Regions from separate parts of the Homo sapiens genome. Here region 2 is linked to region 1. Evidence: read pairs that join two places in POLR2A ChIA-PET (ENCODE). Cell type or tissue: OCI-LY7. All regions are shown on one strand. Each heading gives the region's core, and the rest is flanking DNA. Links, peaks and the distances in the headings are about the cores only.

What was found. Peaks named below come from ENCODE experiments on the same cell type or tissue, not always from the same donor. Only the 100,000 strongest peaks of a DNase experiment are listed, where the experiment ranks them.
Region 2: POLR2A ChIA-PET joins it to region 1 with 5 read pairs; 6 of 35 experiments call an interaction of 5 or more read pairs at or near these places.

What each region holds. Positions count from the first base shown.
Region 1 is chr1:93,093,679-93,096,592 of GRCh38, forward strand. All of the region lies in intron 1 of MTF2 (metal response element binding transcription factor 2), which reads left to right. Among named protein-coding and RNA genes, the nearest start is that of MTF2, 16 kb to the left of the region's middle. In OCI-LY7, for the core only: no CTCF peak of the experiment used is centred there; no DNase peak of the experiment used is centred there.
Region 2 is chr1:92,974,408-92,977,321 of GRCh38, forward strand. It overlaps the pseudogene RN7SL692P. Among named protein-coding and RNA genes, the nearest start is that of DIPK1A, 14 kb to the left of the region's middle. In OCI-LY7, for the core only: no CTCF peak of the experiment used is centred there; DNase peaks (open chromatin) are centred at 304, 924, 1,344 and 2,023; H3K4me3 peaks cover 2,280 bases; H3K27ac peaks cover 2,500 bases.

The DNA.
Region 1 (2,914 bases), core at 249-2,748:
TCATACACATACACTCTTTTTTTAAAAAAATACATTTTAGAGATAGGGTCTCTCTGTGTTGCCCAGGGTGGAGTGTAGTGGCTATTCACAGGCATGATCATAGTACACTACAGCCCTGAACTAGGCTCAAGCGATCCTCCTGCCTCAGCCTCTGGAGTAGCTGGGACTACAGGAGTGTGCCACTGTAGCCCAGCTTTACTTACTCTTTTTAGTCCCTTGATTGATAATTTGACTGGTTATAAGGTTGATTTTCACCCAGAATTTATTTTTCACTCAGATTTTTAAGTGAATAGTTCCACTGTCTTCTGACTTGTAATATTGCTATAATGATTATTATTCTCAGTCCCTTGTTAGTTGCCCTTTTATCTCTTTGTAAACGTAGTATCTTTGTCCTTGATTTTCTTAGAACAGGTTTTTTTTGTTCAGTTTGCTGGACACTTGTGGCCTTTTCAATCTGGTTACTTCTTTCAGTACTGGGATGTTTTCTTTTACTTTGATAATTTTTTCTCCACTTTTTTTCTGTTTTCACATGTTGGATATTTCTGATTGGTCCTCTAATTTTCTTAATCTGTTTTCTCTTATTTTCTATCTTGGTTATATAAGGTGAAAACTTTTGTAATCACCCCAGGGTCAAAAGTAGAACATTGCCAGCTAACCCAGAAACCCACATTGCAACCCTTTCATCCCCCAGATAATCTCCATCCTGACTTCTGTGGTGATTATTTTTTCTTTGTAGTCTTATTATTCAGATGTGCATTTTGAGGGTTGTAGTTTAATTTACTAGTTTTAAAATATATGTTTTAAGATTTTTTTTCAATTACAGGTTCTATCTTAGATCTTGCCTCTTTTTTTCTGTGGAGTTTATTTGTGGGAGAAACCAGGTCATTTGTCATGTGCATTTCCTAACCTGTATTTTGCTGTTGCATCCCCACTGTGTAGTTGAGCATATTTCTCTGCATTTACTAGATCTAGAGGCTTACCAGGTTCAGGTTTGCCTTTTTGGGGGGTGGGGTGGGCAAGACTATTTCACATGTGCTGTGGGTTCTCCCATCAGGAAGCATGTAATGTTTCTCTTGCTGTGCTCTTAGCAGCTACTGATGCTCAGTGCATAGATCTATTTATTCATTAGGTGTTGCAAAATGGTGATTTAAAACATTTTCTTTTTCATTTATTGGCTTGAATATATTTATAGAGAAAGTTTACCTCTATTTTCAGCTGGCACCTTACCTGTTCCCCTCTCTGTGCCTTGTATTTCCCTTGATTCAATTCCTTGAAAGAATAAACGTTCCATATTCTGATGGGATGTACAGGATAGGAGATGTGACTCGGGGGTTCCAAGTGTCTTTTTTTTCAGACATGGTCTTGCTCTGTTACCCAGGCTGGAATACAGTGGCTGGATTATATAGCTCACTGCCATTATAGCTCACTGCTGCCTCAAACTCCTGGGCTCAAGTGATCCTCCCACTTATGTGTTCTGAGTAGCTGGGAAGCTGGGACTACAGGCACATGCCACCATGCCTGAGTAATTAAAAAAATTTTTTTTGTAGTGGTGGGGTCTCCTTATATTGACCAGGCTGGTTGCGAACTTCTTGCCTCAAGTGATCCTCACCTGGCTTCCAAGTGTCCTTTTATACCAACTTCTACATATTTCTTCATTCTTTTTATTTTATTTTATTTTTGAGATGGAGTTTAGCTCTTGTCGCCGAAGCTGGAGTGCAATGGTGCAATCTTGGCTCACTGCAACCTCCGCCTCCTGGGTTCAAGCGATTCTCCTGCCTCAGCCTCCCAGGTAGCTGGCATTACAGGAGTCCGCCACTACATCCAGCTGATTTTTGTATTTTTAGTAGAGACGGGATTTCACCATGTTGGCCAGGATGGTCTCGAACTCCTGACCTCAGTGATCCGCCCACATTGGCCTCCCAAAGTACTGACTGGGATTGCAGGCGTGAGCCACCCTGCCTGGCTATTTCTCTGTTCTTTTTTTTTTTTTTTTTTGAGATGGAGTCTCGCTCTGTCACCCAGGCTGGAGTGCAGTGGTGTGATCTCAGCTCAGTGCAACCTCCACCTCCCAAGTTTAAACGATTCTTCTGCCTCAGCCTCCTGAATAGCTGGGACTACAGGTGCATGCCACCACACCCAGCTAATTCTTGTATTTTTAGTAGAGATGGGGTTTCACCATATTGGTCAGGCTGGTCTCAAACTCCTGACCTTGTGATCCGCCCACCTTGACCTCCCAAAGTGCTGGGATTGCAGGCGTGAGCCCCTGCACCCGGTCTATTTCTCCATTCTTAATGCTCCCACTTGACCTCTGTCTTTTGAGTCTTGTGTCAACAGTTCTTTAGTCTTTTGAGGTTCTGTAGAGCAAAGGATTTGCTTCTCATTCCTCATTGTTCTTTCAGCTGACACTTATGTTTAATTTTCTTCCTTATTTTACAAGTGTTCATTCTTCCATCTGCCTTCCATCTTCATATATTGTGATTTAGAATTTCACATGTAACATGAACGTGGAACATCATGTATTGTTGAAGATGGAGTGTGTTTTAATTTTTTCTTTTCTCTTTGTTTTGTCATGAAAAGGAACAAATAAATCTTTACTCTCCTATCTTAATACAGCAAAGTCCTACTCTTCTCATTTTCACTTCTCATTTCTATCCAGGGCCCCAAATACGTATTATTAATATGTTACAACTTCCAAGTCTTCACTTCCAAACCAGATTTTCTGAGCTGTGGATCTTAATAGCCAGCTGCTTCCTAGACGTCATGAATAATATTTCCCAAATGTTTTCCAATTTTATTAGTTTTTTCAGAGGACCAGCTTTTGGTGCCATTTGTTCTGTCATATGCTTTTTTTTTTCTGTGTTAATTTCTGTTCTTTTATTTTTCTACTTTTTGGGGGCTTATTTTCTTTTTTCTT
Region 2 (2,914 bases), core at 86-2,585, 120 kb before region 1:
ACCTCTGCCTCCCGGGTTCAAGCCATTCTCCTGCCTCTCAGCCTCCCAAGTAGCTGGGATTACAGGTGCGTGCCACCACACCTGGCTAATTTTTGCATTTTGAATAGAGACAGGGTTTCACCATGTTGGCCAGGCTGGTCTTGAACTCCTGACCTCGTGATCCACCTGCCTCGGCCTCCCAAAGTGCTGGGATTACAGGTGTGAGCCACTGCGCCTGGCCTATTTTTTTAATTAGAGAGGAAGTCTTGCTTTGTTGCCCAGGCTGGAGTGCAGTGATGTAATCATAGCTAGTGCAACCTCAAACTACTGGGCTCAAGTGATCCTTCTGCCTGGGCCTTCCAAAGTGCTAGGATTACAGGTGTGAGCCACCATGCCCAGCCCATAATTTGGTTTTTATTTTATTTTTTAATTTTATTTTGGGAGACAGGTTCTGACTATGTTGACTATGAGTGCAGTGGCTATTCACAGGTGCAATCCCACTACTGATCAGCATGGGAGTTTCGACCTGCTCTGTTTCTGACCTGGGCCAGTTCACTCCTCCTTAGGCAACCTGGTGGTCCCCTACTACTGGGAGGTCACCACACTGATGCCGAACTCAGTGCTGAGACCCAGTGACCACAGTGCACTACATCCCAGAACCCCTACACGCACGCTATCCTCCTGTCCTCTGTCCCCTCCTCCCAAGTGGCTGGAACTACAGGCCTGACACTGCACCCCACTGATGTAGAAAACTCCCAAAAGGCCCTTTTTCTGTAGTCTTCCTCCTGAGTTAAGTGGAAATTTCCAATATGCTGTTCCCTAGAGAAAGTTTAGCTCAAATTTGTTTGTAGGTTTTTTTTTTTTTTTTAGAGGGAGTCTCGCTCTGTCGCCCAGGCTGGAGTGCAGTGGCGTGATCTCCGCTAGGCTGGAGTGCAGTGGTGCGATGGGCTCACTGCAAGCTCCGCCTCCCTGAGTGCATGCCATTCTCCTGCCACAGCCTCCCGAGTAGCTGGGACTACAGGCGCCCGCCATCATGCCCAGCTAATTTTTTTGTATTTTTAGTAGAGACAGGGTTTCACTGTGTTAGCCAGGATGATCTCGATCTCCTGAACTCGTGATCCGCCCATCTCGGCCTCCCAAAGTGCTGGGATTACAGGCATGAGCCACCGCGCCTGGCCGTTTGTTTGTAGCTTTAATGGTAGCTCAGTAGGTCGTTCAGCATCACCGTGTGCTTAAGGAACAGAGATTTTCACCCTAGAAAACAGTCTTTGGAAGGTTGAGTTATTTATCATAGCTCATGTGGTTAGTCATTTAAAACAGTTCAGTGGTTTAGTGGCACCTGTCTTCTGCCCCACCCTCAGCTAATGCCACTGTCCCTCAAATGTTCTGCGTTTAGCCACAGGGCTCTTCTTTCAGTTCCTCCAGTGCCTATAAACCCTCCTGTCACGTGGCTCATGCACATGCTGTTCCCACTTCCCAAAATGCTTCTTGCCTCTCCCCATCCTCTACCAAACTTCTAATTATCCTGCAGATCTCAATTCAGAGAAGTCTTCCCTGACTTCCAAGAAAAGTTCTGATGCCTCTGCAGTCCAACCCACTCATCATCATTGATAATTAGATGTAACTATATTTATGTGATTATTTGATTGATGTCTGTCTTCACTTCTAGATAATAAACTCTATGAGGACACAGGCCATGTTCATTTCTGTTTATCATTTTTATCTGCAGAACCCAGCTGGATGCCTGGTACAAAGGAAACTTATTACAGATATTTAAATAAATAAATGAATTTCCCAGTGGCCAGGGAAAAACAAAGCTATTACAATACTCACAGTGTCTATAAGATAAAAGAGGACCAGATACTTTCAAACAGAAACCAGCTTTGCTTGTGTTATTGTGATATGTAGACAATGTTCTTGTAGGGGAGAAAAAATATATTTTCCTTCTACCCATCTTAGGTTCATTGGCTGGGACCAGTGGAACAAGAGAGATTAACAAGAGAAAAAGCACACAAATTTATTTAATATAAGTTTTACATGACACAGGTGACTTCATAAGGAAATGAGAGCTGAAGAAGCGGTTGAGAGTTTTTATGCTACGTTTGATGAAGAGTAAAGCGTCATGGAGAAATGTGAAAGGATAATGAAAAAGCATGAGCTAGCTAAATGTAATAAACTGGGAGATGGCATGGCCTGTTCACCCAGATTCCCTTTGGTGTTCCTGTGTCAATGGAGATAGGGATGCTCCTTTTCTCCAAGTATGGGAGGGCATCTCTCACATGAGGATCTTATGACTTGCTTCAAGGGAAGGCCGGAATATCCTTCCTGTACATGTTGTTTCTCAAATTCCTTCAGCTTAAAATATTCAGTATGCCAAGTTGCCATATTTTGGAATAGTGTGTGGTGGTTTTTTTTTTTTTAGAGACAAATTCTCACTATGTTACCCAGGCTGGACTTCAACTCCTGGGTTCAAGCAATTCTCCCACCTCAGCCTCCCCAAGTAGCGGGGATTCCAGGTGCATACCACTGTGCCCAACTCTGTAGTGTGTTCCATCATTCTCAACAATTATCCTACAGTTTATACAATGGTGAACGTAATGTATTTCTTTTTTTGTTGTTCTTCTTTTTTTATTTTGAGACAGAGTCTCACTCTGTTGCCCAGGCTGGAGTGCAGTGACATGATCTCGGCTCACTGCAACCTCCGCCTCCCGGGTTCAAGTGATTCTCCTGCCTCGGCCTCCCCAGTAGCTGGGACTATAGTCAGGTAGAGATGGGGTTTCACCATGTTGCCCAGGCTGGTCTCGAACTCCCAGGCTCCCACGTGCCACCACACCTGACTAATTTTTGTATTTTTAGTAGAGACAGGGTTTTGCCATGTTGGCCAGGCTGGTCTCAAACTCCTGACCTCAGGTGATCTGCCTGCCTCAGCCTCCCA